Regions from separate parts of the Homo sapiens genome. Here region 1 is linked to region 2. Evidence: chromatin loops called from intact Hi-C (ENCODE). Cell type or tissue: K562. All regions are shown on one strand. Each heading gives the region's core, and the rest is flanking DNA. Links, peaks and the distances in the headings are about the cores only.

Region 1 (15,903 bases), core at 3,108-11,107, 240 kb before region 2:
TTTTTTTTTTTTGAGAGAAAGTCTCACTCTGTCACCCAGGCTGGAGTGCAATGGCGCGATCTCAGCTCACTGCAACCTCCGCCTCCTGGGTTCAAGCGATTCTCCTGCCTCAGCCTCCTGAGTAGCTGGGATTACAGGGCTGTGCCACCACCCCCAGCGAATTTTTGTGTTTTTAGTAGAGACAGGGTTTCACTATGTTGACCAGGCTGGTCTTGAGCTCCTGACCTCAAATGATCTGCCCTCCTCGGCCTCCCAAAGTGCTGGGGTTACATGTGTGAGACACCACGCCCAGCCATCTCCTCTAGAATTCTTTTCATGTCTTTTGAATCTCCTCTCTCTCTCTTCCATATTCTTGCCTTTTTTTTTGTTTTTATCTTTTTATCATCTCCTCTGAGTTTTGAAACAATTCAAACTTGTCTGTTAATTCACCAATTTGGCATTTTGCAGAGTTTAAGTTGGCTGTTACTGCATTCACTGTGTTTTAAAATCTGGAACTATGTTTTGCACTTCTAAGCTATCTTTCCTGAACACAAATGGTTCCCTTTTAGAACTGCTGACAAATTACCATGATACAACATCTTACCAAAACTTTAAGCAAAAATTACAAATTAAAAATGTTCTAAGTTTTGCTTGCCTGTTTCTTGCAGCAGCTTTAACAAGGAGACTTTATTCTGATTTTTCAGATTGGTCCCTTGTCTTTATAACAGCTGGCTGTTCATAAATGTTTGGTGAATCTTCTGTTTCCTCGTTGTTTGTGCTGTATGGGGGGTTGGAATGGGTTTCAGAAATGATTCTATTGAAAATATTTCAGGGAGAAATGAAAAAATACAGCCAAACTTTAGTTATCCTTGGCAAGGTTAGAGATGCAAAAAGATGTGAGGTGTGGAGAGGAAGCTATAGAACTTTAAGTTTACATACCTTGGGGACCTACTTTCTGTTCCTTTTTTTTTTTTCTTTTTTTGAGATGGAGTTTCGCTCTGTCACCCGGGCTGGAGTGCAGTCCAGCTCACTCCCTCTCCCTCCCAGGTTCAAGCAATTCTCCTGCCTCAGCCTCCCTAGTAGCTGGGATTACAGGTGCCTGCCACCATGCCTGGCTAATTTTTTTTTGTATTTTTTACTAGAGATGGGTTTCACCATGTTGACCAGGCTGGTCTTGAACTCCTGACCTCAGGCGATCCACCTGCCTCAGCCTCCCAAAGTGCTGAGATTACAGGCATGAGCCATCATGCCCAGCCGTGTTCCTATTTTTAAAAAGGAGAGGACAATCCATATAACAATCAATTTCTCCCTTGGCACTCTCAGCTAGGAGGGGGTGTGGAAGGGGCAGAGAGGGTTCATTACCTTTTGTTCATTCCCTGTTTCTGTGAAAGGGATCACTCTTCCCCCCAGTCAAGCCAAGCTGAAATCCTCAAAATAGATTCAATTTTTTTTTTTTTTTTTGAGACAGAGTCTTGCTCTGTGGCCAGTCTGTAGTGCAGTGGTGCCATCTCGGCTCACTGCAACCTCTGCCTCCCGGGTTCAAGCGATTCTCCTGCCTCAGCCTCCCCAGTAGCTGGGACTACAGGTGCACGCCACCACGCCCAGCTAATTTTTGTGTTTTTAGTAGAGACGGGGTTTCACCTTGTTGGCCAGAATGGTCTCGATCTTTTGACCTTGTGCTCTGCCCACCTAGGCCTCCCAAAGTGCTGGGATTACAGGCGTGAGCCACTGCACCCAGCCCAATAGCTTTGATTTTTTTACCCTCTCCTTTCCTCTTCATTCAAGTCCACGGTCATGCAAAATGTTGCTTTACAGCCTCTTTTGCATTCTTTCACTCTTTTTATTTCCTATCACAACCATTCCAATTCAAGATTTCAGGGTTTCTTCTTAGACAAGTGCAGATGTCTGCTAACTAGTATTCTTAACTCCTGGTTGGTCTTCCCAGAGTCTTGCCAGATTCATTTTTGTAAAAAGAAAAACTCTCACAATGTCTCTCCCCTGCTCAGAAATACACAATGGCTCCCCATCATCTGCTGGATTTACTTTAGGCACTGCAGCCTGACATTTGAGACTCTCTACAGTATCCCATTCACTATTGTAAATAGCCACATAAAAGGACACTAGGCAGCCAAATTCATGGACTCAGCTCTTGAAATATTGTGCTTTACCCAACTGTGCTGCACTCCAGGCTCCTGACCCCCTTCATTACCAGTCTATTGGTTTATATGTCCTCTTAACCCCCTCCATTTAGCATCATGATTCTGTCATATGTTGTTTCCCAGCCAGTGCCTGTGGGTCATTCCCGCATGTCTGTGATTCTTATGGGTGCTTTCTCAGTAGCACCCCTAAAACCTCCTTCTGGTACCTGCTTTCTCAGAAAGCTCCCAACCAGCCTACTTCTGCTTTGCAAGTACCTCCTGCTGATACAGGAGATAGAAAGAAATTGTTTAAGCAGATAGTGAGGGCAGGTCGGGTGTGGTAGCTCATGCCTGTAATCCTAGCACTTTGGGAGGCTGGGGTGGGTGGATCACTTGAGGTCAGGAGTTCAAGACCAGCCTGGCCAACATGGTAAAACCTTGTCTCTATTAAAATATAAAAGTTAGCCAGGTATGGTGGTGGGGGCCTGTAATTCCAGCTACTCAGGAGGCTGAGGCATGAGAATCACTTGAACCCGGGAGGTGGAGGTTGCAGTGAGCCAAGATCATGCCAGTGCATGCCACAGCCTGAGTGACAGAGCGAGGCCCCATCTCAAAAAAGAAAAAAAAAACAAAAAACAGATAGTGAGGGCAAAAGAGTCCTTGGCAGAACTTCCCTTGTAACAAAAAGCAGCCCCCAAAATCATTTTTTTTTCTAACAAAGAGCAGCCTGAAAAATCAAGCTACAAACGTAGATAAGGAAACTGAAAGCTTGCACAAGGGAATGCTGGCCGCTGTACCAACAGAAAAGGGCTACCTGGGGGCCAGGCATGTCCACCATGGAAACTCCACCTTCCCTTTTTTGTTAGCATGTGTACAGTAAGAAAGAAATGACCAATACAGTACAGCTCAGGCTGAAAACCCACCTGCATAATAAAAGACTGGGGTAGGGACTGTCAGAGATTCATGCCCTATGCAGATAGCACACCTGTTTCTAACTGGTTTTTGGTGCCCTATGTAGATCAGACATCAGCCCCCCAACCCCCAGTGCCTGCCACAGCTCATCTATAAACCCCTCTGCATTTCACCGTGAATTGGTAACCCATTTTTCTGGAATCCCTCTCTGTAGCAGAGAGCTAGTCTCTTTCTTTTCCCTATTAAACTTCCACTCTTAACCTCACTCTTTGTGTGTCTACGTCCTTGATATCTGTGGCCGTGAGACAACAAACCATGGGTGTCACCCCAGACGAGGCCACTTCACTGCTGCAAGACACTTTTCTGTGGATTTACCATGACTCCCCTAGACCTCCGCACATGCCATTCCATTCACCTGAAACACCTTGTCCCTTAATTCTGTTTACAGAAACTCAATCATCTCCCAAGGTCCATTTTAACATCTACATCCTCCAAGAAGCTTTGCCCGATGCCCCCAAGTGAAATGTGATCTCTTCTCTTTGAACCCCAGTGGGATCTTATTTGTGCCCCTCCTGTCACTGTTATATTATGAATTAATCATAGTTATTTTTGTGCATGCCTTAGCTGTGCTAGTATTCATAGACTATTTGAACACAAGAACTAGGGATTATAATCCTTGTCTTCTCCAACAGTCTGCCTTGCATTGGCCCACACATAACAGGCACTGAAAAGGGGTTGGTTGTGCCAAATGTCTCCTCACCCTTTATGCTGATAATTCTGAATGTAACATGGGCTACATTTTGAATTATGGTGTCCTTGTAACCAAAGAATTAGGATAAACTGAAAAAAAAGGTGGGTCCTATGCCTTTCTCTTTTTATGAAAAAGGGAAAAGAAGAAGATACATAGATTCAGGACAATGTTCTCTTCAGAGATGGGCAGCAGCATAGAACAGTGGCTTGAACTCCAGCTCTGGAATCAGACTTGAGGCAGCTGATCATGCAAAGATGAAAGGAAAGTGTTCTAGGAATTATCTAGAATCCTGAATATACCACTTAATAGTTCTGAGACCGTGGGCAAGTCAGCCAGCCTCACTCACTATACTTTACCTTCTCAACAGTAAGACAAGCTTCTGTCAGGATTAAAACAGATAACCCATGGAAAGCATCTATCTCTATGTCTGACACATAGTAGAGCTTAATAAACATTTTCTATTATTGCTACGGTTGTTGTTACTGTTAGCAACATTGAGGCTGAGTAAAATGAATTCTTTTTGGATAGAAAGATGGTCTCATGGTCAAGTGTTTTTACCCAAATCTCAAGGAGATTCTAAATAGCAGCTAAGAACCAGGGGATACTTCTCTGGCCAAAAGTCTACTGAGACAAGGTCTTGGGGGCAGAGGCTAGGCCAGGTAGTTTGTGGTGCACATAGAATCACTGTACCTACCCAGCATGAAGGTGTTGGCCCCCAAGGAGCTAACTGGAGGGTAGCATGCTGGAAGACACTACCAGTGTTATAGGAGGCAAAAAGAAATTATTTAGGTAGACATTTAGGGTAAAGTGAGTCCCCAGCAGAAAACTTTCCTTTTAACAAAAAGCAGCTCAAAAATAGCTCCCTTTCTAACCACACACAGTTAAAAAAAATCACTTCTCTTCTAACAACAAGTAACCTGAAAGTTCAGGCTGTAAAATACAGATAAGACAGCTCAAGCACAGAAGAAGGGGTGGAAGTCTCCTGGGTAATTGCCAAACTTCACACTTATACAATGGGCCCCAGTAAAACAGTGGGTCTTAATAAGCACATTCCTTTCCCTTTAGGTGCACTAAGATAGAGAAACTAAAAGCAGACTCATGGGGCGGATGCCTGCAGCTGCAAGAAGATGTATGGGAACAGACACAGAAACTCTCCCTCCCAGATAAGCAAGACAAAGAAACACAGACTAAGAGTCAGCCTATGTGGTCAGGGAATGGGATAAAAGCTGATAAAAAAAATTCTGCTCTATATAGATAGCACACTTGGTCGCAGCTAAACCATCAGGCCCTAAGAGGATAAGACATCCCCTCCTCATGAGGCCCCTCCTCCCTAGACCATTTATAAAAACCCTGACATTTTTACTACTGCTTAGCAACCTGCTCGGGACCCCTCTCTGTGACTGTGAGCTGTTCTGTTCTTTTGCCTATTAAACTCCTGCTCCAAACTCACTCGATGTGTGTGTGCATGTCCTTGACCTCAATATCTGGTCGTGTGACCAAGAACCTCAGTATTCACCCCAGACAACAAGGCTGCTTCATTTTGAGGGCTCGTCTGGGATTTGAAGGTGACTTCATCAGAATGGTGAGTAAAGGAGCGGACTCTACTTTCACTTCCGAGGCTTCTTGTCCTCCGTTTTTATTCTCTCAAATAACTATCAAAAACACCGGGCATCTGACAGCTGATTAAGGAGCCACAAGGGCTGGCCACCAGTCTTGAAGACTCAGATGTGAGGCTTGCTGGGGAGGACCTGCCCTCAGGGTGCCGGGAATGTTGGCTGTGTCCAAACTAGTTTCTTTTCACAGAAAGCCTGGTTGTTGTATGGGGCTGGAATAGGTCCTGGAGCAACTGAGAATTTCTGGCCAGGGCCACACCCTGGTGTTATTCAAAAGGCTCCTGGACTGACCCCAGCCTCTGATTGCCTGACTGGGTGTCAGCCATAGGATCTCCAAGTTTTCCTATTGCAAATCTTATTTTCCTCCTTTCCTTTCTGCAGTCACCATGTCTCCCATCTCCTCTCTGTATGCAATGCTGCAGGAATTTTTATAGCCCAGGAAATAATTCAATTAGGCAGGTTTAGCAACCACCGTAGTAACCAGGAATGCAGGTTAAGGGATTGCTGTTTTTCTGACTTTTTACAGACAGGGGAATTCCATGATCCAGATCTCAAAGACTATTTAACTCCTAATGATAATACTTCCTGGGGTTGGGTGGGAGGTTATTTTCCCCCCAGTAAATGCCCCTCTGTCCACTTAGGCTGTTTCTTTTCCCATGTGAGGAACCAGCACTGTCCAGTCGGACCGGATAGCCCCTCTATGAGGCAAACTAACTTTCTCCTGTTAGGAGGTATGCTGTGGGGACAGCATGCCACAGGTCAGACTTCTCTCTCCATCCTTTGTTTAAAGAGCATATGGAGGCAAAGTTACTGCCTGGTATTCCACTAGCACCACCTAGTAAAATGGGAATCCTCTCCATGAGGAATCTTGTCTGCCCTTTGCTAAAAGTCTCTGGCTTTTCAGTTCTCCTCCCTTTTACATCCCTCTAATAGAGACCAAACCTTATGCCCCCTCTGCAAGTGGGAGAACTCTGCTTTCAGCAGCAAGGAGGAACATGTCCTCCAAAACCAAATTTTAGTCTCAGTACTCTCTCTGTTAGCAGGAAGGCCACCATTTGACCCTTACGTTCTCTGAAGACACCCATTCTGCCTACAACTAGAATGGCATCTAAATAGAAAGGGGATTTTATGTCTGGAAGTTAACCGGAACCACCACCTAAGAATAAATCCTCTAGTCCAGTCCATAATAGCAGAGTATAAAGCTCATTCCAGTACACTCCCTCTATTAAGGGGCCTTGCTTAAATGCAAGTGTTACATTATCTCTCCGGAGATCCATTTATCAAGAAGCCACACAGGTCACACAGGTCTAGGAGGTCAGAGAGTAATTACCCAATTATTAGGCAGAGGACTGAGGTCATATGGGTAAACATGACTAGCCCATTGATTAGGTCCTCTGGTATTACGCTTGGGGGTCACACCTGCAACCATGGGGCTGCAACTATGGTGCTGGGACCCGGGGACCAAGGAGGGAGAACAGCCAGGAGGACTCTCCTACTGTGTCCCCTCCTCCCTGAGTCACATTGAAAAGAACCAGGAGACCGAGGAAACCTCTATTCTTGTCTCTTTTGCAGATGGGTAACAAGCCATCTTCAGCCGGCACTCCTCTGGAGTGCATTCTGAAGCACTGGGAGTCCTTTGACCCTAAAACTTTGAAGAAAAAGCAGCTCATTTTCTTTTGCAGAAGGGCATGGCCTTCTTACTGTCTCAGGGATGAACAGACATGGCCAGCTGAAGGGAACCTTGATTTTAATCTTATCCATCAATTAGATCTTTTCTGTAGACAGGAGAGCAAATGGTCCAAGGTCCCCTATGCACAGGCTTTCTTTGCCCCGCGAGACAACCCAGACGTTAGCAAGCACTGCACAATTGACTCAGCTCTCTTAGCAATCATATCAGGCGGGTCTGTGGAGAGTAATTCCCCTAAGTTAGAAGAGCAAGTTTTGCAGGAGCCATTGGGGGCAGCTTCTAAGTGCCCCAGTCCTTCTAGTTTTCCTAATCTGGGGCCCCCTCCAACTGCACCATCAGCTTCTCCAGCTTCACCATCTCCAAAGCTCCCCACTGCCCCAGCTTCACTTCTACCCCTACAAGAAATGCCAGATGGAAGGGGCACCCCTAGGGTACATGTTCCCTTCTCATTACAGGACTGTAGAAAAATAAAGGGAGACTTGCGCCGATTTTCTGATGTCCCTAATAGGTAGACAGAGACCTTCCAAAATCTAACTCAAGTGTTTGACTTCACATGGAGAGCTGTTATGTTGCTTCTAAGTCAAACCCTCACTGCAGCCAAAAAGCAGGCAGCTCCTGATATTAGAAGGAAACCACAAAAACAGGCTATAGGACCAGATAGTACCTTGGAAGATCTCCTGAAGGTGGCCACCTTGGTCTTTTACCATAGGGACTGGGAGGAGCCCCAGGAGAAAAAGAGAAAGTGACTAAGGCTCAAGGAGATGCTTTGCAGGCTTGCAGAGTCCAGGATCCTCAGGAAGCATCCACTAATTGCTACTGGTGTGGCAAGCCAGGGCACTTTAAGAAGAATTGCCCAGGCAACAAGAAAAAGCCACCTTGACCCTGTCCAGCGTGTGGTGAAGACCACTGGATATTAAACTGCCCCTGGATATGGAGGTCACTAGGTCCAGAACTAGTCTCACAGATGGTCCGGCAGGACTGACAGGTCCTAGGGCTCAGACCCCTGGCTCCAGTGGCTCAGACTGCCATCACTGTTCAGGAGCCCCGGGTGATTCTGGAAATTGAAGGAAGGAGGGTGGGCTTCCTCCTGGATACTGGAGCCAGTCTCTCTGTTCTCCTGTCCAATCAAGGCCTCCCCTCTTCCCATAGCACAACCATGGTGGGTGTCTCAGGAAAGACTCTAACCCAATATTTCTCTCACTGTAGTTGGGGGGAACTTATTATTTACACATGCCTTCTTAAATATGCCTGAAAGTCCCCCCACTCCTTTACTAGGTAGAGATATTTTAGCCCACATGGGGGCCAGCATCCTCATGGCCCCAGGACAAACTCTTTGTCTTCCCTTAGTGAAAGCCAACATTAATCCAGAAGTGTGGACAACTCAAGGAAGAATAGGTCAAGCTAAAACTGCTAGGCCAGTTCAGATCCGCCTTAAAAATCCCACTTCTTTTCCTAACCAGAGACAATATCCTCTAAAGCCAGAGGCCAGGAAAGGGCTAGAAGCTATTATTAATAACCTAAAAATGCAGGGCCTCCTCAGACCCTGTAACAGTCCTTGCAACACCCCGATACTAGGAGCATAAAAACCCAATGGGGAATGGAGACTAGTTCAGGACATCTGCCTCATTAATGGGCCATAGTCCCAATTCATCCGTTTGAGTCCTTGCTGACTCAAATACCTGAAGGAACTAAATGGTTTATAGTCCTAGATTTAAAGGATGCCTTTTTCTGCATACCGTTACATCCTGACTCTCAATACCTGTTTGCCTGTAAGGATCCCTCCGGCCAGACCACACAGTTAACATGGATGGTGCTGCCTCAGGGATTTCAAAACAGCCCTCACTCATTTGGACAAGCACTGTCAAAGGACCCCTCTAAGTTTTCCCGTCCTCAGGTCAGGGTCTTGCAGTATGTAGATAACACTTTCCTCTATGCCCCAATCAAGGAAGGCTCAGGAAGATGCTAAGACTCTCCTTAATTTCTTAGCTGAAAGGGAGTATAGAGTCTCAAAATCCAAAGCTCAGCTCTGTCAGACTTCAGTAAAGTACCTAGTTCTGGTCTTATCAGAAGGGACCAGAGCACCAGGTGAGGAAAGGATTAGGCCCATTTCCTTTGATAGTTAGGGAAATTCTTGGGCATTACTGGATTTTGTAAACTGTGAGTACCTGGGCACAGGGAAATGGCTCACCCTTTATACCACCTCATAAAAGAAACTCAAACAGTTAAAACTCACCCCTCTCTCTTTTGGGAACCTAAGGCTCAAAAAGCCTTTAACCAGCTAAACCAAGCCTTCCTGGCTAACACGGTGAAACCCCGTCTCTACTAAAAATGCAAAAAAAATTAGCTGGGCATGGTGGCAGGCACCTGTAGTCCCAGCTACTCGGGAGGCTGAGGCAAGAGAATGGCGTGAACTCGGAAGGCAGAGCTTGCAGTGAGCTGAGATCATGCCACTGCACTCCAGCCTGGGCGACAGAGTGAGACTCCGTCTCAAAAATAACATAACATAACATAACATAACATAACATAACATAACATAACATAACATAATATAACATAACATAATATAACATAACATACCAGCCCTCAGTCTTTCCATGGGGAAAGCATTCAGTCTCTATGTAACAAAAAGGAAGGAAATGGCCCTGGAAGTTTTAACTAAGGCTTGAGGTCCAGCTCAACAGCCAGTGAGTTACTTAAGCAAGGAACTTAAAACTTGGTGGCCAAAGGATGGTCAGCCTGCCTCCAAGCAGTTACAGTGGAGGCTTTGCTGGTGTCAGAGGCCACTGGGTTAACCATGGGAAATAACTGTTTAACCCCACACAATGTAACAGGACTGTTGTCCTCTAAGGAAAGTCTCTGGCTGACAAACAATTGCCTCCTCAAATACCAAGCTTTGCTGCTAAAGGGATCTGCAGTCCAGCTGAAAACCTGCCCTTGCCTGAGCCCAGCCACTTTCTCCCAGAGAAAACTGGAGAACCTAAACATGATTGTGAACAGGTAAGTGGAGCAAACTGGGTAAAAGAAATAATAAGAATTACTGTTTGCATTCTTTGTAAAGTTTTAATTAATGAAAAAGGATTTTCTTAAAGAGCATTCAGCTTAATTAAAAGTGGATATCCAATCAATGGGTATATTTAAAAGGCCTTTATGTTTTTCTCTTCATAAATCTTCTTAAATAAATCTTCATAAATCTGGAAACTTTTTTTTCTCAGTTGACTGAATTGCTTTTTTTTTTTACTGTGTCTTGCCACTCTTGGTGCACCTAGAATGGCTTCCGGTGGCCTGGGACTCCTTGGGGAAACAGAAAATGCACCACAAATCCCATTTTAGGAAAAATCTGTTTTCCTCGGAGCCCCTGGAATTAAAGGTGAATAAATACCTCTCAAAATCGTCTTTGTCTTCTGGCTATGCTTGCTTATTAGGCCCTGGAAGCTGTATTCCTAGCTCTGTTCTGAAAGAACCTCACTCAGAGGCCAATAATCCAATTGGGACATTGGCAAATGCAAAATCTTATAACTGCTGGATCTTCTTCTGTTTGTGTGGTTATATATGTGTTACTTGTGTAATGCCTATTAAAAAAAGGAGCTCTAATTAATTGGCCTAAGAAAAATAAGCGCTTAAATCAAACATTTTTAAGGGAAAAGTAAAAGCTGTGGTACCTTTCAGTTCATGTGACTTTAATCTTTAAAAATAAAAAGAGTCTTAGGAATTATTGGTAAAATACAAATGTCTTCAAGGTATAAAAATGTGGTCTAAATTATGCAGGTCAAATACTAGTTTGCTAAATGTTTTAAGGTTGTAAACTGCTTTTTTTTTTTTGAGATGGAGTCTTGCTCTGTCGCCAGACTGGAGTGCAGTAGTGCGATCTTGGCCCACTGCAACCTCTGACTCCCTGGTTCAAGTGATTCTCCTGTCTCAGCCTCCTGAGTAGCTGGGATTACAGGCACGCGCCACCACATCCATCTAATTTTTGCATTTTTAGTAGAGACGGGGTTTCACCATGTTGGCCAGGATGGTCTCGATCTCCTGACCTCGTGATCCGCCCGCCTTGGCCTCCCAAAGTGCTGGGATTACAGGCAGGAGCCATTGCGACTGGCCATAAAACTACTTCTTTATTTAGCCTTTAAAAACTATCAACGTGCCTGCTTCACAATTGGTAGCACCTGGGAACATACGGAAGCAACCAAGCCCCTAACTATGCTGAAAGGAGTCAAACATTATCTGCATCCAGCACATAATTAAAACAACCTAACAGGTTTTACATTAAAGTTAAAAATTACTAAAAGTTACCATTATAACATGTGATTGAAACTACTGAACATGGAATTACATGGAAAGTGTGTAAAAACAGTAAAAGATGTTTTTATTTAAAGATTATAAGAGGGCATGGAAATGTATATTTTGCTTAGAAATAAAGAATTGTCTTAAAGTAGAAGGTTTAAGCAAATTGTAAAAAAAAACTGTAAAAATCTTGCAAAAAAAAACACTGCGTGTAAACATATTAACTAAATGCAAAAGGGCATTATATGGTTTTTTTCTGTAAATTAATCACTGAAATAAAAGCACAGCAAGGTTTTCTTAAAATGCTAATCTACTCTTTAGCAAAACTTGTCAAGGGTTATAACAGGTATGTGAAAATCTCACTTCATGGTCAAACTGGTTAAAATTAAATAGGATTGTCTATAATGTTTCATTTAAAATTAAGTTTAACATTAATAGCAAACTAATGCAAGGGTAAAATTTAACTTTCTCTCTTAACACGGGATTTTCATGGAATAGAAAAGGCTAATGAATGGTTTTTGCTTTTTCAAATTTCTGGCTCAACATTTTGGCAAAAACAAAAACTTTTGGTAATCTAAAATTCTATTTCATAATATCAAGTGTTTTAAATTTTAAATATACTTAACAGGCTTCCCAAAGTCAAACTTTAGTCTCAAGTCTGTCTTTCCTAACCCCTGGCTTTTGGGTGCTGCAGAGGACCCCTGAAGCATCTAGAAGAGAGGTAAACAGTATTATTTAACATGTTGAGGTACATAAAATTGCCAAAATGATGTCTAATACTCTTCAGGTTATACTTTAGGGAATAATATTAACATGTGTTCCAAAACTGTATGGGATGTCTATGGTTCTAGTGTCTGAATATGTGCTATTACAATTAAGGTTGTTATGCTGGGTTTTTGAAAAACACAAAAATAACCAAATTTCTTTGTCAATTGTATTTCTGACTGTATCCAAACTGGACATTTTGTCATTTACAGACAATTGTTGTTTTGTTTTAATTCTCTTCAAAAGATGGTTCATAATCAAGCCATGGGACTTTAACAAGTTCTCTCCAATGCAGGTTTGTCATGACCAAAAAATGTATGGGACTCATAAAAGGCTAAAATGTTTATAAATATCAAAACAAAAGTTAATGGAATGAACTGAACTAATAGAAAACTAAAGCAATATTCTTCACTTATTCTTAGAACACGGCTAATCCTTATTTTATTTTTTAGAGTCAAAAAAACTTGTCTTAAGCTAGCTACAGCCTTTGATAACTAAGCAAAGTGTACTACTATAGGCAAAGTTTGGAGCATGTTTATGTCTCTCTGCCTAATTCCTGTAGAATTTGGAAACTAGTTATAAATATTCTTAAATTACAACAATATAGTTGTTTGAATCAGTGCAGCAAGAATCCATTTTCTCTTGCAACAAAACACAATTGGAAAAACTGGTTGTTTTACCAAGGCTTTGACTAGAAGGGTATATTTCCCTTTAAGGAATCAAGCTTAACTTGCTGAGCCAATAAAAGCCCCTGGGGAAAACTGGCCTCATATCTGTCTACACAGTCTCCATACAGGGTTCCTGACCTGCAGTGAGTAAAGAATGTCACTTTCTAACAGGCCTAGGAACCCCATGCTTCTGGAACCTCAAGAAGGAAAAAAATTTATCCAACTCACAGGTATTTAAAAGTACAAACCTATGGCTGGGCTTGGCTTTAAAAAGTCCTATCTAAAATTCCTCATGGAACAAGGTTCCATCAAAGCCAATCTAAGAGGCTTATGTAAGGATGATTATTCTTGCTGTACTTTATGCAAATAATTAGGCCAAGTATAGGACTGAAGTCTGTTTTGCAAACAACTCAGTCCTATCATAGATTATTTTTAACAAAAATGAGGACTAGAGAAAGAGAAATTATGTTTTAAGACTTATCATACATCTGTTATTAACCTGTAGTCCCATCAGTTGTTTTTAAGTTCTTGCCTACATTTTAAACTAACCCTGCTTACTCCTGTCAACCAACCAGGAATCTCTGGCTGCAGCTCAGAGAAAACAGAAAGGCATCGGTAATAGAAAAATCTGGAAACATGTTCTAGTTCTGGGCAATTATCCTACAAATCCTGCCAGGTAAACTAGAACCCCAGGGTTTCTCCCTTTTTTGGGAAAGTAAGACCAAGGAAGCTAAACAAAGCCAAGCCCCATATACCCACTTACAGCAGCACAACCCATCTGAATGGCTCACAGGTATCAAACAAACTCTGTTGTCATGGTTACGGCCTATAGTGCCCCCATTAATAATAGTAATCTTAATACTCATATTTAGAACCTATATTCTAAACCTCCTTGTGAAGTTTATCTCTTCTCGCTTAGAAACCATCAAGCTTCAGATGGTGCTGAAAATGGAGCCGAAAATGAAACTGCCCTCCTACGAGGGACCCTTAAATCAACCCCAGGAGGAGCCCTAGCTGCTGTTCCCCACACAACGCCACTCTCCAGCAGGAAGTAGCCAGAAGAAATCGTCACCCAGTTTCCCCTAGCAGCAGTTATGGATTTCATTCCTGAGGGGGGAAATATGTTATAGGAGGCAGAAAGAAATGATTTAGGTAGACATTTAGGGTAAAGTGAGTCCCCAGCAGAAAACTTTCCTTTTAACAAAAAGCAGCTCAAAAATAGCTCCCTTTCTAACCTCATGCAGTTCAAAAAAAAAGCACTTCTCTTCTAACAACAAGCAGCCTGAAAGTTCAGGCTGTAAAACACAGAGAAGATGGCTTGAGCACAGAAAGGGAGGGGGAAGTCTCCTGGGTAATCACCAAACTTCACATTTACACAGTGGGCCCCAGTAAAACAGTGGGTCTTAATAAGCATATTCCTTCCCTTTAGGCGCAGTAAGATTGAGGAGCTAAAAACAGACTTGGGTGGATGTCTGCAGCTGCAAGAAGATGTGTGGGAACAGACACAGAAACTCTCCCTCCCAGATAAGCAAGACAAAGAAACACAGAATAAGAGTCCATCTATGTGGTCAGAGAATGGGATAAGAGCTGATTTAAAAAAACTCTGCTCTATATAGAAGGCACACCTGGTCCCAACCAAACCACTGGACCCTAGGAGGATAAGACCTCCTCTGCTCATGAGCCCCCTCCTCAGTAGCCCATTTATAAAAACCCTGACAATTTTACTACCACTTGGCAACCCGCTCGGGACCCCTCTCTGTGATGGAGAGCTGTTCTTTTCTTTTGCCTATTAAACTCCTGCTCCAAACTCACTGTGTGTGTGTCTGTCTGCAACCTCAATCTCCTTGGCCATGACACCAAAAACCTTAGTATTTACCCCAGACAACAAGGCTGCTTCACCAGCCTTCTCACATTAAATTCCACACATTGCATGTCGGTGCTGTCACAGCTGTGTCTATCACCACAGCAACAAGCAGACGGACTCAAGGCAAGAATGTGGACTTAGTGCTGATGACCCCGAGCTTGAGATGGGATCTGCCTAGTGTGAGCCATGGCTCAGTTTCACTCACTGTGCGACTTGGTGAGAGTTACTCGGCCTCTCTGGGTCTCAGTTTCACATCTGTAAAATGGGGCTAAAATAACAATAGGAATAGCTGCTTTCACTAAATCACAGGTTGTTGCATATATCCAATGAGATAATGTCTGTGAAACTGCTTTGTAAATCTGTGGCACCATATACACACCAGCACTAATTGGAAAACAAATACATTTCTAAAATTTAATATGCAGATTCATGATGTCGTAATTCAAAGCAGGTTTAAACAATAGGGGAAATCCATAATGAGTATATTAAATTTATCATTCTTTATTAAAGTGAAGAACTAATGCCCCTCCCCATCCAGTTTGTCCCAACTTATCTCAACTTGTTCCATGTGTTTTCTTTCCCTCCCTCCCTCCCTCTCCTCCTTCTTTCCTTCCTTCTTCCCTTCTTTCCCTCTTTCTTTTTTTTTTTTTTTTTGAGATGGAGTCTCGCTCTGTCGCCCAGCCTGGAGTGCAGTGGTGCAATCTCAGCTCACTGCAAGCTCCACCTCCCGGGTTCACGCCATTCTCCTGCCTCAGCCTCCTGAGTAGCTGGGACTACAGGCGCCCGCCACCACGCCCAGCTAATTTTTTTGTATTTTTAGTAGAGACGGGGTTTCACCGTGTTAGCCAGGATGGTCTCGATCTCCTGACCTCGTGATCCACCCGCCTCAGCCTCCCAAAGTGCTGGGATTACAGGCGTGAGCCACCGTGCCCAGCCTCTTTCTTTCTTTTTTGAGATGGAGTCTCACTCTGTCTCCCAGGCTGGAGTGCCATGGCGAGATCTCAGCTCACTGCAACCTCCACCTCCTGGGTTCAAGTGATTCTCCTGCCTCAGCCTCCCAAGTAGCTGGGATTACAGGTGTGTGCCACCACGCTTGGCTAATTTTTTTATTTTTAGTCTAGATGGGGTCTTGTCATGTTGGCCAGGCTTGTCTCGAACTTGTGGCCTCAAGTGATCTGCCCACCTCAGCCTCCCAAAGTGCTGAGATGACAGGCATGAGCCCCACACCCAGCCTCCCTTGTGTTT
Region 2 (15,903 bases), core at 3,836-11,835:
CACTTGAGCCTGAGGGTTCAAGGCTTCAGTGAGCCATGATTGCACCACTGCACTCCAGTTTGGGTAACAGAGCGAGACCCTGTCTTAAAAAAAAAAAAAAAAAAAAAAAGTTGAAAACATTTATATACCTTTGATGCCAGTGCGTATTCCATAACCTGGCTACTAAACTCACATCATTACACTAGAAAGTGCTCAGGATTCACAGTTACTTAACCCGATCTTTCTACAAAAGCAGTAAGTGTGGAAAACTGTGTAAGCTTTGAAGCATGAAGTTGAACTGGAATGTTCTCGAATTAACATTTGGGAGCTGAGAGAATGTCAGCCGGAACTTCAGCTTTGCTGAGTCTCCCATTCTCTTTTGGAGAATGTAATCCACTAACATATGGTGTCCTGGTTGAAATGATCAGAGCCACAGCTTGAAGGTCTGTAGCATGGGTGGGGACTGACACATGTGAGCACCGATGCTGCTCCCTCCGGCTGACCTCTGCTGCTCTGTTTGCTCATCACTTACTAGGAGATTGTGGCCCCGGTGGATTAGAGGGATGAGCACAATTTATGCCCAAGAGGCTCTCCATTCCTTTAGGCAAGGGATGCTTCAGGATCGAGCATGGGGTGTTTCATTTCTTTTCCCTCTCAACTGAAGAGCGTTTTGATTTCCAGCACAATTATTATTTTTGAAAGAAGCAATAGTGTGTAGGACAAGTATTTATTATTGTGACAGCAGAGAGATTTCTGTGAAGCTCCCCTTAAAGTTCCACCTTGAGCACTTGCCCTGGGGTGAAGGGTTCAGTCCTGTCTCACACTGCTCAGTTGTGCCAGGCTGAGCAGTGCAGGGTTTTTCTACCTTTTCACCAAGAGGATGTTCTCTTAATATATGTCCCTTCTAGTCCATACTAGACTCTAACCTTCTGAAGGTCTGGTAAGGGTTTTTGTTGTTGCTGTCATTGTAGTTTTGTTGTTTTTTTAAAATTTTTTATTGGTATCCTTTATGGTACTCAGCAAACACATTGTATAACAAACACTTGAGAACCTGCTATGGAGCAGCCACTGTGCTGGGTGACAGAGATGCCACAGTGAATCAGTCATCGTCCCTGCCCTTGTGCAGTTTAGAGTGTACAGGGGAAGAAGGCATGCAACCAGGAATTACCCTATAAGTATTTAATTATATTCATGGTATGTCCTGGAGGGAAAGTAGAGGGTGCTGTGTATACCAAAGAACTTAATCATATGGGAGTGAGGGCCAGGGACCATCAGGAAAGGCTTAGCAAGGAAGTAACGTTTAGCCTGAAATCTGAAGGATGATTACTAGGAGTGGCTCAGGCCAAGAATGGGGTGAAAGGGCCAAAGGGAGAAGCATGTGCAAAGATCCTTAGGCAGATTGGAGCATAAGCAATGCTGAAGAAGAAAGAAGGCTCTTGTGGCTGGAACAGAGTGAGCACTGGAAGGTGGAGGTGTATGAGCTAGGTTGGAGAGAGACCACATCACTCTGGGAATTGCGGGCCTTGGTCAGTATTTGGAGTTTTATTCTAAGAGGGGTGAGAAGCCATTGCGAAGTTTCAAATGATATTAAGTTTCTGATGTCTTTCAGCATATCTCTCTACATTTGCCAGATAGCTAACTCTGTGGCAGCAGTACGGCAAAGGTGGGGGCGGGTAGCTTGTGGAAAGGCCCTTTCTTGGTTAGCCTTAGCTGATAGCCCAGGCCCAATGTGCTGTGGTTCTAGGTGCAGTAATCAAAAAGTCTCTGGTATATGTGAACCAACTTGATTTCTTAAACTCTTCCCTTTTGTTCCAGGCAAGTATTTTTCCTGGAAAATTAATTTTTGAGAGGAGGAGGGAGACTCTTGCCAAACCCCTAAAAAGAACCTCCTGAGCTGGAGATCCTCCCCAATCAATCATAACAGTCCTGGAGAGAAAGAACCAATAGCCAGGCCAGTGTGCCATGTTCAGCCTGGGCTGTGGCCTCGATTGGGTTCTGTTGATGTTTCTGTACCACCTCCACAACCACCACCGTTTGCCAGTCTCTGATTTTGTGCCCACAGCTTGAGTGGGGAGAGAGGGAGTTGAAAACCTCAAGTCATCCCCCATCTGGGTGTTCTATCTGCTTGGGGAAAGGACTGCTTTGACATGTTCTCCAGAAGGAGCTGGCACATGATGATTTTTAATTGAGGCAAGTGAGGAGAGATTGACATTAAAAAAACAAACCCCAAGCCCCCACTGAAATCAGTGTTGACACATGCTTTGCATTGACCTTTTCTCCTGGAAAAAGCTTTGCTGTGCTCCTTGCCATCTGTTCTAGAGTTTTGAAAACTTTTGTTCCTTCCGAAGCTTTTGGCAAAGTTGTCTTCAATGTAAGTTGTGGATGGGTGTTGATCAGCCTCTTGGGGGTCATTCCTTGTGGGAGCTCACAGATGCTGTGGATAGAGCACCCAAGTTCTCACCATGGAGAGGACACTCTCCCACTTGAATAGTGCACCCAGGTTCTCACTGTGGAGAGGACACTCTGCCACCTGAATAGTCCACCCAAGCTCTCACCATGGAGAGGACACACTCCCACCTGAACAGTGTACCCGAACTCTCACTGTGGAGAGGACACTCTGCCACCTGAATAGTCCACCCAAGCTCTCACCGTGGAGAGGACACTCTGCCACCTGCATAGTGTACGCAAGCTCTCACTGTGGAGAGGACACTCTGCCACCTGAATAGTGCACCCAGGTTCTAACTGTGGAGAGGACACTCTCCCACCTGAATAGTGCACCCAGGTTCTTACCGTGGAGAGGATACTCTGCCACCTGAATGGTACACCCAAGCTCTCACCATGGAGAGGACACTCTCCCACCTGATCAGCTAGACAGGCAGAGCTGTGGGCAGTCCCTCTTGCCTTTCACTGTGCCATTTCTCTTCTCCCTTCCCTGGGAGTGGAGGTGTTCCTGCATGATCTGCTGCTGCAGGGAGGGGACGGCAGCTTGAGAGGGGACACCAGTTGGCACCCTTGCAGTCTAGCCCTGGTCCGGCCACTAGGTGGCAGTACTAAGGAGGATGCTTAGGCTTTTCACTGTGTTTTAGTTTCCCAGTTGGTCAAGTGGAGGTTGTAGTACATGACCTGCTGACTTCACAGGCCCTTGTAAAGATGGAAGCAGGGCTGTCTGGTTCAGTCCTAGCTTAGAAATGTGTTTTCATTAAACTGCACAAGGTTTAAGAGATTTTTAAAAGTTTGTTGCCTGATTTTTAAATCAGGAGCTCTCACCTAAAGATCCAGCTGTTTTTAGCAGTCAAAAGACTTGACAACTCTTAGCCCACGTTCCTTCGTGACAGCAATTGGCTGGCATTGAGGAATGGCTGCCCCATGAGCAGGGGCATGAACTTTCTCAGGGCCACCGGCCCCACTCCTCCCTGTGATCTTCCTGACAGTGAGTCTGTGTCATCACACACCCTCCATACGTTTTGTTAAAGCTGGACTGTGTCACTCCTTTATGTGATCTCCCTGGCTCTTCAGGCATTTGGGTTTGTGCTCTTGATCTCGAGAAGATATTCCAGATTTAGAATTTTATGATAAGTAATGTATCATACAAATACAAAGTGGTTTTTGCAGGGAGGTGGGGGTGGAAGGGAAAGGCAGGAACACCTTCTGTGTGCTAGGTGCTTTGCTTATCATTTGATCATCCCCAAAGCTTTGAGGTAGGAGTGGGGGTGGGGAGGATATTGTGAGTTGGTGCACAGTCCTGATTGAAGGACTATGACCTAGGGGCTGGTTGATACAATCACGTGGTCAGATAGCCTGCATGTCAGAAGAAGGGCTTTAGCATGAAGTGAAAGCCCTTGGCAGGTAAGAGGACAGCCTCAGGGAAATTGTAGCTTACCTGAGCCAGGATTCGAACTTAACCTGTTGGGCTCTAAAGGAATACTACATGTCTCAAGGTGAAGCGGGGCATAGCTCCTTCCCTAAAAGCTGCCTGTACACATCTACACCTTCGGTAGGCATGTAAGTGAGGGCTATTTGCATGACTTGTAGTGGTGTAGTCTTTTTGTCTTTATAAAATACTTATACCTAGAGCTGTAGAATATTTGGGGGGTAAATTTTTCTCTCCTTTGTAGCAGAATTGCTCCTTTTTTTTTTTCTAGCCTTTCTCCAAAATTACACAGCTAAAAGTAGAGCTACTTTGAAGGTGAGGAGGAAGCAGTATACAGAGCCCTACCCTTGTAAGGGAGGGAGGTCAGTTTTTCCTCGTGCAGCCACTGAAGTACCTTCTGTAATCCTAGGGCTTGGAGGAACCCAGTTTAAATAGTAGCACTCATTTAGTCTTAATTTCTTTTCTTTTCTTTTTTCTTTTTTCTTTTTTTTTTGAGATGGAGTCTCACTCTGTCACTCAGGCTGGAGTGCAGTGGCGTGATCTCGGCTCACTGAAACCTCCGACCCCCTGATTCAAGCAATTCTCCTGCCTCAGCCTTCCGAGTAGCTGGGATTACAGGCATGCGCCACCACACCCAGCTAATTTTTGTATTTTTAGTAGAGACAGGGTTTCACCATGTTAGCTAGGACGGTCTCAATCTCCTGACCTCGTGATCCACCTGCCTCGGCCTCCCAAAGTGCTGGGATTACAGGCGTGAGCCACCGCGCCTGGCCTAATTTAGTCTTAATTTCTGCCCATGAGGAAATGAAGGCCAGAGAGATCCAGCAACTTGTTCAGTGTTCATTTACGTCTCCTGGATGAAACCCACTTTAACTGAATTATCTGTCTGATTCCTTAGAAAAGCTTCAGAACACTATTATTTTATGCTTGTTTTCTGCTTTAAGTAAGCAGCATCTGTTGAGTTTCACCTTATTTTAAAAGAGAAACAAAGAGTTTGTAGGGCAGAAAATTGGAAAACGAAGAGCAGAAAATGGGCCTGGATGCGGTTTTTCTTCATTTGGTATCCTCCAGCTCTTTTGGCTTGTGTCATCTTTCCATCTCAGACAAGTGGACTTCATTCCCAAAAGTGTATATAGGACTTATGTTAGGAGTGCAGTTTCCTTTTACCTGCAAGAAATAAACAGTTGGTGATTTCAGTGCCTAGAATCTAGGCCTGATTTTAAAATATCCAGCAAACCTCTTTGGCAGCAAACCCAGAAACCCTGTCTCAGCACCATGATGGGCTTCTTTGTCTCATATTCCTAGTCTAATCATTCTCATTATTTGCCCAGCTGTTTCCCATCACTTCTCAGATAATCACTTTGGTGTGTTTCTCCTCTTCCTGCTCACCTTACCTTCCCTTCCCTCACTTTTCCTTGCAAAGTGGAAGTCACTGGTGTCCTGATTCATTCAGAACAGCCCCTGGGACTTGGCACCCTCTACCATGATTCAGTGTTTGAATATAGAGCCAGAAGATATACTACTTGCTTCTTCTTCCAAAGCCCCATTGCTGAATTGAATATCATGGTGACGCCCCCAAGGAGAGTGTTTAAATCTTTGTCTTTATTTATTTTTCTACAGACAGGGAGGGTCTCGCTCTGTTGCTCAGGCTGGAGTGCAGTGGTGCCATCATAGTTCACTGTAGCCTCAACCTCCTGGGCCCAAGCAATCCTCCTGCTTCAGCCTCCCGAGTACCTAGACTACAGGCATGCACCAGTGCACCTGGCTAATTTGTCTGTTTATTTGTTTTGTTTTTGAGATGGAGTCTCGCTCTGTCGCCCAGGCTGGAGTGCAGTGGTGCGATCTCAGCTCACTGCAACCTCCGCCTCCCAGGTTCAAGCAATTCTCCTGCCTCAGGCTTCCGAGTAGCTGGGACTACAGGCGCACACCACCACGCCTGGCTAATTTTTGTATTTTTAGTAGAGACGGGGTTTCATCGTGTTAGCCAGGATGGTCTTGATCTCCTGACTTTGTGATCTGCCCGCCTCGACCTCCCAAAATGCTGGGATTACAGACATGAGCCACCGTGTCTGGCCTGTCTTTGTTTTTTAAAAGTCTGAAGACCATGATCTCATGTTGATATCAGAAGTAAAAGAGATTTTAGAATTTATGTAATACCCTCCTCTGTGTATTGCAAATTCTCACTCACTGTCTTCTCCCAGCAAAGAACTAGGCACTTCTGTCATCTTTGCTTATTTAGCAGGTAGAAGTCCAAGTTATCTCAGTAATTTCATTGGTGACTCCATGATCCTATGCTTATTAAAACCTTTTATCAGGAAAGTGATGGGAAGCTGCTAATCCTAGGAGTTTAAATGTTGAAGGATCTATAGGGAAGTGCAAATTAAAACCACAACAAGATGTCACTACACACCCACTAGAATAGCTAAAATGAAAAATACAGCACCAAGTGTTGGTAAGGATGTGGAACAAACAGAACTCTCGTATGTGGCTGCTGGGAGTGTAAAATAGCACAACCACTGTGGAGTACTGCTTGGCAGTTTCTTATACATAAAGGGAAATAGTCACTTGGCATATGACCCAACAATTCCATTCCTGGGTACATACCTAGGAGAAATAATTATCTATGTCCATAAAAAAGACTTCTGTATGAATGTTTAATTCATAATACCCAAAAGCTAGAAAAAATTCACATGTCCTTCAACAGGTGAATGAAGAAACTAATTGTGGAATATGTATACAATGGAATACTAGTTGACCAAAAAAACAAAAACTACATGGAACGATGAAGATGAATCTCAGAAATGTTATGCTGCGTGAAAGAAGCCAGACCAAAGCAGTGTATACTGTAGGATTCCATTTATTCTAGAGCAAGCAAAACTATAGGGATGGAAAGCAGATCCAAAGTTATTTAATACACGGGGTGGTGAGGGAGGGGAGGGGAGATTGTCTGCAAAGGTACCTGAAGAACTATCTGCAGTGATGGATTGGCTGTCGCCACAGCCACTCGTGCGGGTATATACAGTTGCGAAAACTCATCAAACTGTACACCTAAAATGGGTGGATTGTATAATATATGAAGTTGATATAAAAATAAAAATTTCTAAAGATGAGGGATCTTATCTGAACTCTGCCACCAACTAGCTCTGTGCATTCTTGTGAAAGGAACTTAATCTTTCTGCATGTCTTTCCTGTTGGGAAAATGAATATGATAGGTTGCTCGCCTACCTTATTCAGTCATTGTGTGAATACAAATGAAATAATTTATTTTGAAATGCCTTTAAAATAAGTCGTATACACATGCTGGGTGGGAGGAGTATTCTGTAAACTCATCTTGAGGGAAGAAAGATAAGAACTGTGGTGATGAATGTCTGAGCTAATATTTATATATATGTTGGAATTCATTTGCAAATCATCTTTTAACTTTGTGGAACATGAGCTGTGTCACTTCCCCTTCTTGGCTTTGAGTAAAATGAAGGTGTTAGACTAGATCAGACATAGAAAACTGGAGGCTCGGAGATTATCTAAAGCTTTTCAGATGTGTTTTCTTTGGCCTCTGTGCTATGGTGACCTGAACAGCATTAATTTAAAAGGTGACTTGTTGCCAGTGTTTAAATGTGGAGATTTCACATACAATTTTGGGTTTCTAGCTCATCTTTAGAAATTAGCAGATCCGACAAAACCAGGTCCATATTCCCACATGGCAACAATGATCTGGAGTTGCATGGTGGCCATCCCATTACATGAGCCATCACATTCGTTTCCCATATTCTCTGCTACTATCTGTATGTAGCCTTTTCTGTCTTCTGTAGACACCTTAAGTAGAGAGTTAGTTCATTATTGAATGCTCACTGTGTGTTAAACACTATTTTATGGCATGACAATCCAGAGGCAAACCAAACAGACAAAACCTCTAAACTCATGGTGAGCTATAAATAGCCATCCACATCTCCATCAACAATTAGGGGGAGAAAGACCAAAAATGCTATATATTTTAGGGAAAATGGGAGAAAACGTGTTTTCTTCTGGACATAAAAAAAAATCCTACATATTTAATAGGCAAAGCATGTCTGTGTCAAAATTATCCTGCCTACTTCACTTGCTTGCTTCACATAATAGATCATATCCTTTTTATCTTTATGATTCAATAGATTCACAGATGAGATTATCTGAGTGTTTCAAAAAATGCCAGTAGGCAGAGAGACTGACACAGGCTACTGAATGTTAAGATTTTCTTACCTCTGTCCAAACCATTAGGTTTTTCCTTTTAATCTAGATCTTGGGATGCAACTCAGGCTGAAATAAACATCTCTATTGACAGTCTTCTCTGTTGACAGCCTCCTTCCGTAATAGCCTGAACCCTCTTAAGCTCTGGCTGAGAATCTCATCACCCTGATCCGTGTGACAGACAGGGCTGTGCACGAGAAGTATCTTGAATGGCACTATCTCCTCTCTTCTAACCTAGTTTACATCTCCATTTGGCCAACTACACAGTGATAGTGACCAACATCTTTAGACTGACAAGTCCTGTTAGGCGTGGATTTTGATCTCGTGATTTAAATGCTTCTCATCTGCAGATAAGCCCTTTTATAGGCATAGATGCTTGACAATGTGGCTTCATCTGTGTTAAGTAAAGTGATTCACTGATTTGCTTTTAGATTTATCATGGTCATAGGCTTTGAGAATCTGGGCTGGCTCTTGTCAGCCATTGTGCTTACTGGATTGCATGGTAGGCGACTGACCCATTTCTTCAGTCCTGGCTGTAAAGGTCATCTTGCTACCTACAAAGAAAACTACACTGCTCCCATCTGGTGGTAGTTATCTCAAATTGCAGCATCTGAAAGAGTTGCCTTGTCCTTCAGCAGTGACAGGCATCATTGAACTGTAGGAAATACCTATTCCCACCTTTTGTTTCACAACATTGTCAGCTGTTTCCTTATTACCTAAAGGGTATCACATGGTTTTTATAGGAGAGAGAACCACCCCACCTTCTGCCCATAACTAGCCATGGGACTCCTAAGCCTCTCTTGGTTTGTCTATGCATAAAGCAAAACACTTGGACTTAATACTCTCTAGGAGTGCCACTCTTGTGAAGTCTGTAGTTCCGTGATTTTTTAAAAAATTCTAAATATCAATGAAGTGAATCCTACTTATACTATTTACAAAACAATTATGAACATACATAGAAATTTTGTAATTTACACTACTATTTTCCTCAATTCTGATTAATTATAAGAGAACATCATGGATTTAATAACTTTGGCAGGGGGTGGGGGGAAGAAAAGATAAATACCACTGCATTAAATGCACATTTTTATTACAAGACATTCTGATACCCTAAAAAGCAAAATGTAAAAAACATGCATTTTAGAATTGAGGAGAGAGAGAGTGTGTGTGTGTGTGTGTGTGTGTGTGTGTGTGTGTGAGAGAGAGAGAGATAGATAAGACCTCTAAGTGTCAATGCTACTTTTGAAAATGGAAAATGTTATTGAGATACAAAGATTAGAGAGATGACAGTTAAAATTAAAGATTATATGATAAATTTTAGTGTTTATTTGAATACTGAGGAACATTGTAACAGGAAATATGCAAACATGCAGTCTCTGGTAAATCATTATCACAGTCCACATTCGGAACTGAAGCCCATTAAATTTCTTTTTACAAAATTAGGTGTGTATTTTATGAAAACGTGCAATAGTGCTTTATGATAAAGGCTCTTTATGGTTGCAAGGAACAAAAACCTACTCAAGCTAACTTGAAAAGAATAACTATGTAAAGATACAGCAGGAAATGCCATGGGCATCAACAGACAGGTACTAAAGTGCCGCTGAGCCTTGGGGGAATTAGAAGGGCATAATCAGGACCCGAGGCTTTATTTCTCAGAGGCCTAAGATCTCTGTAATGGTTGTTTATTGATCTGTATCAATTTTGCATGTGGCTCCTAACCCAGTACTATGTCATAACCCCAATTCAAATTCCCATACTGAAGACTTACCTCTGTGTTCACCTCTATACAATTAGTGACCACCTCTGTGCAAGAATGGCATACTGATTTTTTTGCTGAACAGAGTCAATGGACAGGATATTCAAGCTAAATGATGACAATGTACAAGGCAGGCAGATGGACTGAGCGTCCAGTGTAACTGCTACTTACTCCAAAGCCTTCAACTTTGACAGCTTTGCCTCACTTTGTCTAACTCCTGTCACCAATGGCATTGAACACCTCATACAGTGCTTTAGGAGTGAGGATGAGGTTAGGGTTCTAAGAATTTGGGGAATGCTGTGGTGTAACAAATTTAGAGCACTTGAGAATTCCTGTAGAGTTATATACATTTTTTTTTTTTTTTTGAGACAGGGTCTCTTTCACCCAGGCTGGAGTTCAGTGGCGCAGTCACAGCTCACTGCAACCTCCACCTCCCAGGCTCAAGCCATCCTTCCCACCTCAGCCTTCCAAGTAGCTGGGCCATAGGTGTGCGCCCACCATGCCTCGCTAATTTTTGTATTTTTTGTAGAGACAGGGTTTCGCCATGTTGCCAAGGGTGGTCCTGAACTCCTGAGCTCAAGCGATCTGCCTGCTTCAGCCTCCCAAAGTTCTGGGATTACAGGCATGAGCCACCACACCTGGCTTATATATTTCTGTTAATGAATTGTGAACTGTCTTTTAGAGAAAGGTCAGTGTGGACATTAAAAAGTCTCCCCAATAATTGTCATACTTGCCTTGTGTATGCTATGTGGAATAGCACTTTCTTACCCTTATCATGTATCTTCTCAACAGCCCAGGAGGTAGGGAGGTCCGGAAGAATCTTTAGGTCTGTTTCTAGATTCGAATTGAGTGATAGGATGAGAAGAAAAGAAGAGGAGATTCTTGAAATTAATTGACAACTATTTATAATAGAAATTAGTGAAATAATTTCCTAGCCTCTCTGGTATGAGGGAAAGTGTGCTCCACTTATGCTTTTAAAAATGTTTTTGGTTTGAATCAGATGTCTTTGAGCCTCTGTATTCTTCAGCTGGTAATTGTTTAAAGGGGAAAATAACACCCAATCTCACAGAACTGTGTTAAGAATTAAACAAGAGCATCAAAATACCCAAGACAGGGCTGGTACAGTGGCTCATGCTTGTAATCCCAGCACTGTGGGAGGCCAAGGTGGGAGCCCAGGAGTTTGAGACTAGCCTGGGCAACATAGCAAAAGCACTTCTCTACAAAAAAGTATAAAAATTAGCCAGGAGTGGTGGTGTACACCTGTAATCCCAGCTACTCGGGAGGCTGAGGTGGGAGGATCGATTGAACCCAGGAGGTCAAGGCTGCAGTGAGCAGTGATCACGCCACTTCATGCCAGTCTGGGCCACAGAGGGAAACCCTGTCTCAAAAAAAAAAAAAAAAAAGTACATAGGATAGTACTTGTAATGTAGTACTACCCATTTATCTGTTTATTTGTAGGTTATTTGGAAAATAATTACTATTCTTTTGTTATCCTAAGATAGGTGTTTGGGAACAATTTCTCTGACTCTTGCCACCCACTCCCACAAGTAATATCTCCAAGTTCTGAGAATCTAAGAATGTGTTCTACAACAGGCTAGCCCTAAAGGCTGGCTGGCAGTGGCATTAGTACCATTAGCAGTGACAGTGGCAACCTCCAGCCACCACAGTTATGTGGCTGACTTTTTGAACATTGACTCAAAAGAGCTTGTGTGTGTTTCTCTCACAGGTGGATTTGCTATTGTATTTCTGGTGAGGACAAGCAATGGGATGAAATGTGCCTTGAAACGCATGTTTGTCAACAATGAGCATGATCTCCAGGTGTGCAAGAGAGAAATCCAGATAATGGTAAGGCTGCCCCTTGGACTTGGGACTGTTTAAAATGGAGGCAGAGATTGTACCCTCTCATAAGAAAGCCAAGCGGGGTTTGTTCCCTTCCCTGAGATGGTACAGAGGCCTCTGTACAAAATGGGACTCAACAGCCATGGGATATAGGACACCGCCCTTGCCTTGGTCACTCTCAGCTGGAGGGCAGAGGAAAAAGCATTTTGAGAGAACTGACCAGTTTTTAGGTCAGAAAAGTCATTTTGGGCATTGGGAAAAGCTTACTTAACAACATGGTTCCCAGAAATTAACTGTGATATTTAATCCAGAAAGCCTAACTTTCCAATGAGCCTCTTCTTCTGGTCTTGTCTCTCTCTCTCTCTGTTACCAATCCCCAGTCTCAGTTCAACCCTCCTGAGCTCTTCAAAATCCTGTGAACATATCCTTATACAACTTAATATTTTTACATGTAGTTCTTTCGACCTGGAATGCTTTCCCCCTTTTTTGGCCTGGAAACCTAGACCAAAACCTAGAAACCTCATATATACTCTATGAATCTATTTATAGAAGTCCAAGAACAGGCAACATTATCTGTGGAGATAGAAATCAGAACGTGGTTATTCAGGGGTGGGAAGTTGACTAGAAATGGGTATACGGGGACTTTCTAGGCCGTGGAAATGTTCTGTGTGTTGTTTTAGATAGTGGTTACACAGGGTATATATGTGTCAGAACTCAATTGAACACCTTAAAATCTGCACATTTTGTTATGTTAATTAGACTTCAATTCTTAAAACTTACTCATTTTTCAAGATGCAGATTTATATGTTTAAAGAAAGAGTCCATGCTGAAATATATATGGAGGAAATAATATAATGTCCTTAGAACAATGAGTGAGTTTAGAAGATAAATAAGATTGGTCAAGAGTTGATGGTGATCAAAGCAGAATTATGAGTATATGGGAATTTGTTAGAGTAGCATCTTTCTTTTACCTCTGTTTGACATTATACATAATATTATACCTAATAATATAATAATATGTAATATTATACATAATTATACATAAGAAACTTTGAATATATAGCCTTTTATTCCTTTGTGCTTCCACAGTGCTTTTGTTTTATACCAATTATATTGCTTAACCTGTTATATTGTAAGCAGTTCTGCTATCAGGAAGTAAGTTATTTAAAATCAGAAATTGTATGCTCCAACATACTGCTTGACATGAAGTAAATGCTTAATAAACTTTGGAAGAAATTAGTATTTGAATAATGGTAATAGCAGATACATATGTTCACCTAGAGATGATGATTCCTTTTATGCCCTGGATTTTAATGCTTTTTAAAGAGCAGAAAGGGATCCAACAATGGAGAGGGTGGCATTGTAGGTATCCCATCAGGCTCCGCTTGCCCCTGTTCACCCTATGTGGCCTTTTCAGTGGCTGCTTAGAGTAACTAGTTAGGCTGCAGTTGGACTTCTGAAAGTACTCAGAGTGTTAGAGAGCCTGGCACTACTCTAGATTTTAGAAAGCCAAAACTATTTGGGAAGGAACTGTCAGCACTGCACAACAAACCAGCCAACTCCCAAGGGCCATATACATACAGTCAAGACCACGTGGGCCTGTCTGTAAGGCACCAATGCCTTCCACTCCCCTGCACATAGCTCCAGATTCCTGTTCTTGCTGTATCTTCCTTCACACACGCAGTGGGTTTTCTGGCTGCTTCTCATTATTTGTCTTCCTCCCTCCTTGCCCATGCTTGTTCAGCTCTCACACGCTTTGTTTCCTGTCTTTGCTTCTGCTGTTTCCTCTATCTGGAATGCCCTTCTTGCTCATTTACTTGTGTTACAAAAGCAATCCCATGATTTCACTTTCTCCTCCTTATTTAAAAACACACTGAGAGCTTACTTGGGCTAGGCAGGCATTGTAGTGGAGGAACTAAGAAGCACAGGCCCATGAGGAGCTCACAAATTAATGGGCCTGATTAAGAGTTAAATCACACAGGTTCAAGTTTTGGCCCAGAGGCGTATTAGCTGTGAGAGTTTTGTTTTTAGTTTATATTCTTTCAAAGCTTTAATATTCAAATAGGTGAACTAAGCTTGTTACAAAAAACGTCAAGCAATTCCCCAAGGGGAACTCCTATGCCATTACAAGGTCCCAGCGGCAACCTCTTTAGGTGATTCTTTTGATGTCTTTCTAAATAACATGCTAATATTGCTAGTTCTTGATTTTTCTTCCATTTTAGGCATTATCTCCTATGGGAAGTAAAGACGTAACTGTCACTTACTTGCTGCTTGCCTCTCTCCCCAAATACTTGCAGTATTCTCATCTTCCATTCTTTGAAAACACCAGTAAACTTTGGCAATATGTAGTTTATATGAATATTAGTTTTTACATTATTATATAAGAAAACTATTTCAACTGAATTCCTGGTGGACTATGATTCCTATGCCTTTCCTATGTAACTTTGCTTTCACTAAAATTATTAATGGTCTTGTTTTTCCTCTCTTGGTCTGAGTTTTCTTTGTACTTTTTAACAGTTTAATTCCCAATTTTCCTTAAGTTGTGTAAACCATTTTTTGAATTTTTTAGACGCATTTAATGGTGTCTGTTTTATCATCTTCAAGATTTCTCCCTCAGTCTTCTGACTGAGGAACCTCGGCTGATTATTCTCTGACTAATTTACAGTCGAATCTTGGAATTTCCTGGACATTTCCTTTGCCTCTCTTTTTTGTTAGAACCCGTAATTCCTTTTTTGGCTAACTTCCTCATTTTGTTGGAGCCGATCCTCCAGTATCTTTTTTTTTTTCTCTTTTGAGATGGGGTCTCAGTTACCCAAGCTGGAGCGTAGTGGCACAATCATAGCTCACTGCAGCCGCCATCTCCTGGTCTCAAGCAATTCTCCTACCTCAGCTTCCCCACTAGCTGGGACTATAGGCACATGCCACCAGACCCAGCTATTTTTTTTTTTTTTCCTTAGAGACAAGGTCTTGCTATGTTGCCCAGGCTGGTCTCACACTCTTGAGCTCAAGTGATCCTCCCATCTCAGCCTCCCAAAGTGCTGGGATTACAGGCATGAGCCACTATGCCCAGCCTCAGTAGCTTTTTGATACATGGTAGATAAATTTTTTTGAACTTTCAGGTCTAGGCCGGGCACGGTGGCTCATGCCCGTAATCCCAGCACTTTGGGCGGCCAAGGTGGGCAGATCACGAGGTCAGGAGATGGAGACCATCCTGGCCAACATGGTGGAAACCCTTGTCTACTAAAAATACAAAAATTAGCTGGGCATGGCAGTGCGTGCCTGTAATCCCAGCTATTCAGGAAGCTGAGGCAGGAGAATCGCTTGAACCCAGAAGGCGGAGGTTACAGTGAGCCAACATCACGCCACTACACTCCAGCCTGGTGACAGAGCTAGACTCCGTCTCAAAAAAAAAAAAAAAAAAAAAAAAACAACTTTCAATTCTAGAAGTATCTTTATTTTATGTTCGCACATCATAGTTTGAGTACAGAATTCTGAGTTGGAAATCATTTCATTTAGATTTTTTAAAGCACCGTTCTACTATATTTTAGCTTTCAGTGTTGCTCTTGGGAAATCCTAAGTCATTCTAATGCCTAGTCCGTTGGGAGTGACCCATATATTCTACCAGGAAATTTACAAATTTTCTCTTTGTTTCTAATGTTCTGAAATTTCATGATATGCCTTTGTGTATGCATTTATTTATTATGTTAGGTGTTTGTGGTCCCTTTCAATCTAGAAACTCATATCCTTGCATTCTGGGGGATTTTTTAGTTTCATTTTTTTCCCCTTTTTCTGAAATTTCTATAATTTGGATATTGGTTCTCCTGAATTGATTTTCTAATTTTCTTGTTTTCTCCCTTCTTTTTATATTTCTTTGTCATTTTGCTCCACATTCCAGATTTCCTCACCTCTATATTCCAACCATCCTGATGAAATTTATTTACCAGACTTTTAAATCTCTAAGATCTTTTTTGTTTTTGTTTTATTTTTAATTTCGATGAGTCCAGTTTATCAATTGTTCTTTTTATGGATTGTGCGTTTGGTGTCAAACCTAAGAAATCTTTGCCTAGCTCTCAATTCTGAAGATTTTCTTTTAAGTTTTATAGTCTTACATTTAAACCTATGAGCCATTTTGAGTTTTTTTTTTTCTTTTTTGAGACGGAGTCTTCTTGCTCTGTTGCCTAGGCTGGAGTGCAGTGGTGCAATCCCGGCTCACTGCAATCTCTGCCTCCCAGGT

Evidence for each region. Hi-C counts contacts between places; a loop is a spot of excess contacts. Peaks named below come from ENCODE experiments on the same cell type or tissue, not always from the same donor. Only the 100,000 strongest peaks of a DNase experiment are listed, where the experiment ranks them.
Region 1: it touches region 2 in a loop (4-fold over the local background); 2 of 110 quality-filtered maps call a loop at or near these places.

Annotation. Positions count from the first base shown.
Region 1 is chr2:69,788,247-69,804,149 of GRCh38, reverse strand. The region is part of intron 3 of ANXA4 (annexin A4); the gene reads right to left. SMANTIS (SMARCA4 interacting SWI/SNF chromatin remodeling complex scaffold lncRNA) reads left to right here and starts at 5,152. Exons shown (of 3, transcript NR_164155.1): 1 at 5,152-5,362; 2 at 13,714-13,885; 3 at 14,224-14,601. In K562, for the core only: a CTCF peak has its summit at 7,764; DNase peaks (open chromatin) are centred at 4,759 and 5,089; H3K4me3 peaks cover 668 bases.
Region 2 is chr2:69,552,632-69,568,534 of GRCh38, reverse strand. It overlaps AAK1 (AP2 associated kinase 1), which reads left to right. Exons shown (of 22, transcript NM_014911.5): 3 at 11,557-11,675. Among named protein-coding and RNA genes, the nearest start is that of SNORA36C, 40 kb to the right of the region's middle. In K562, for the core only: a CTCF peak has its summit at 8,660 (motif pointing left); a DNase peak (open chromatin) is centred at 8,624.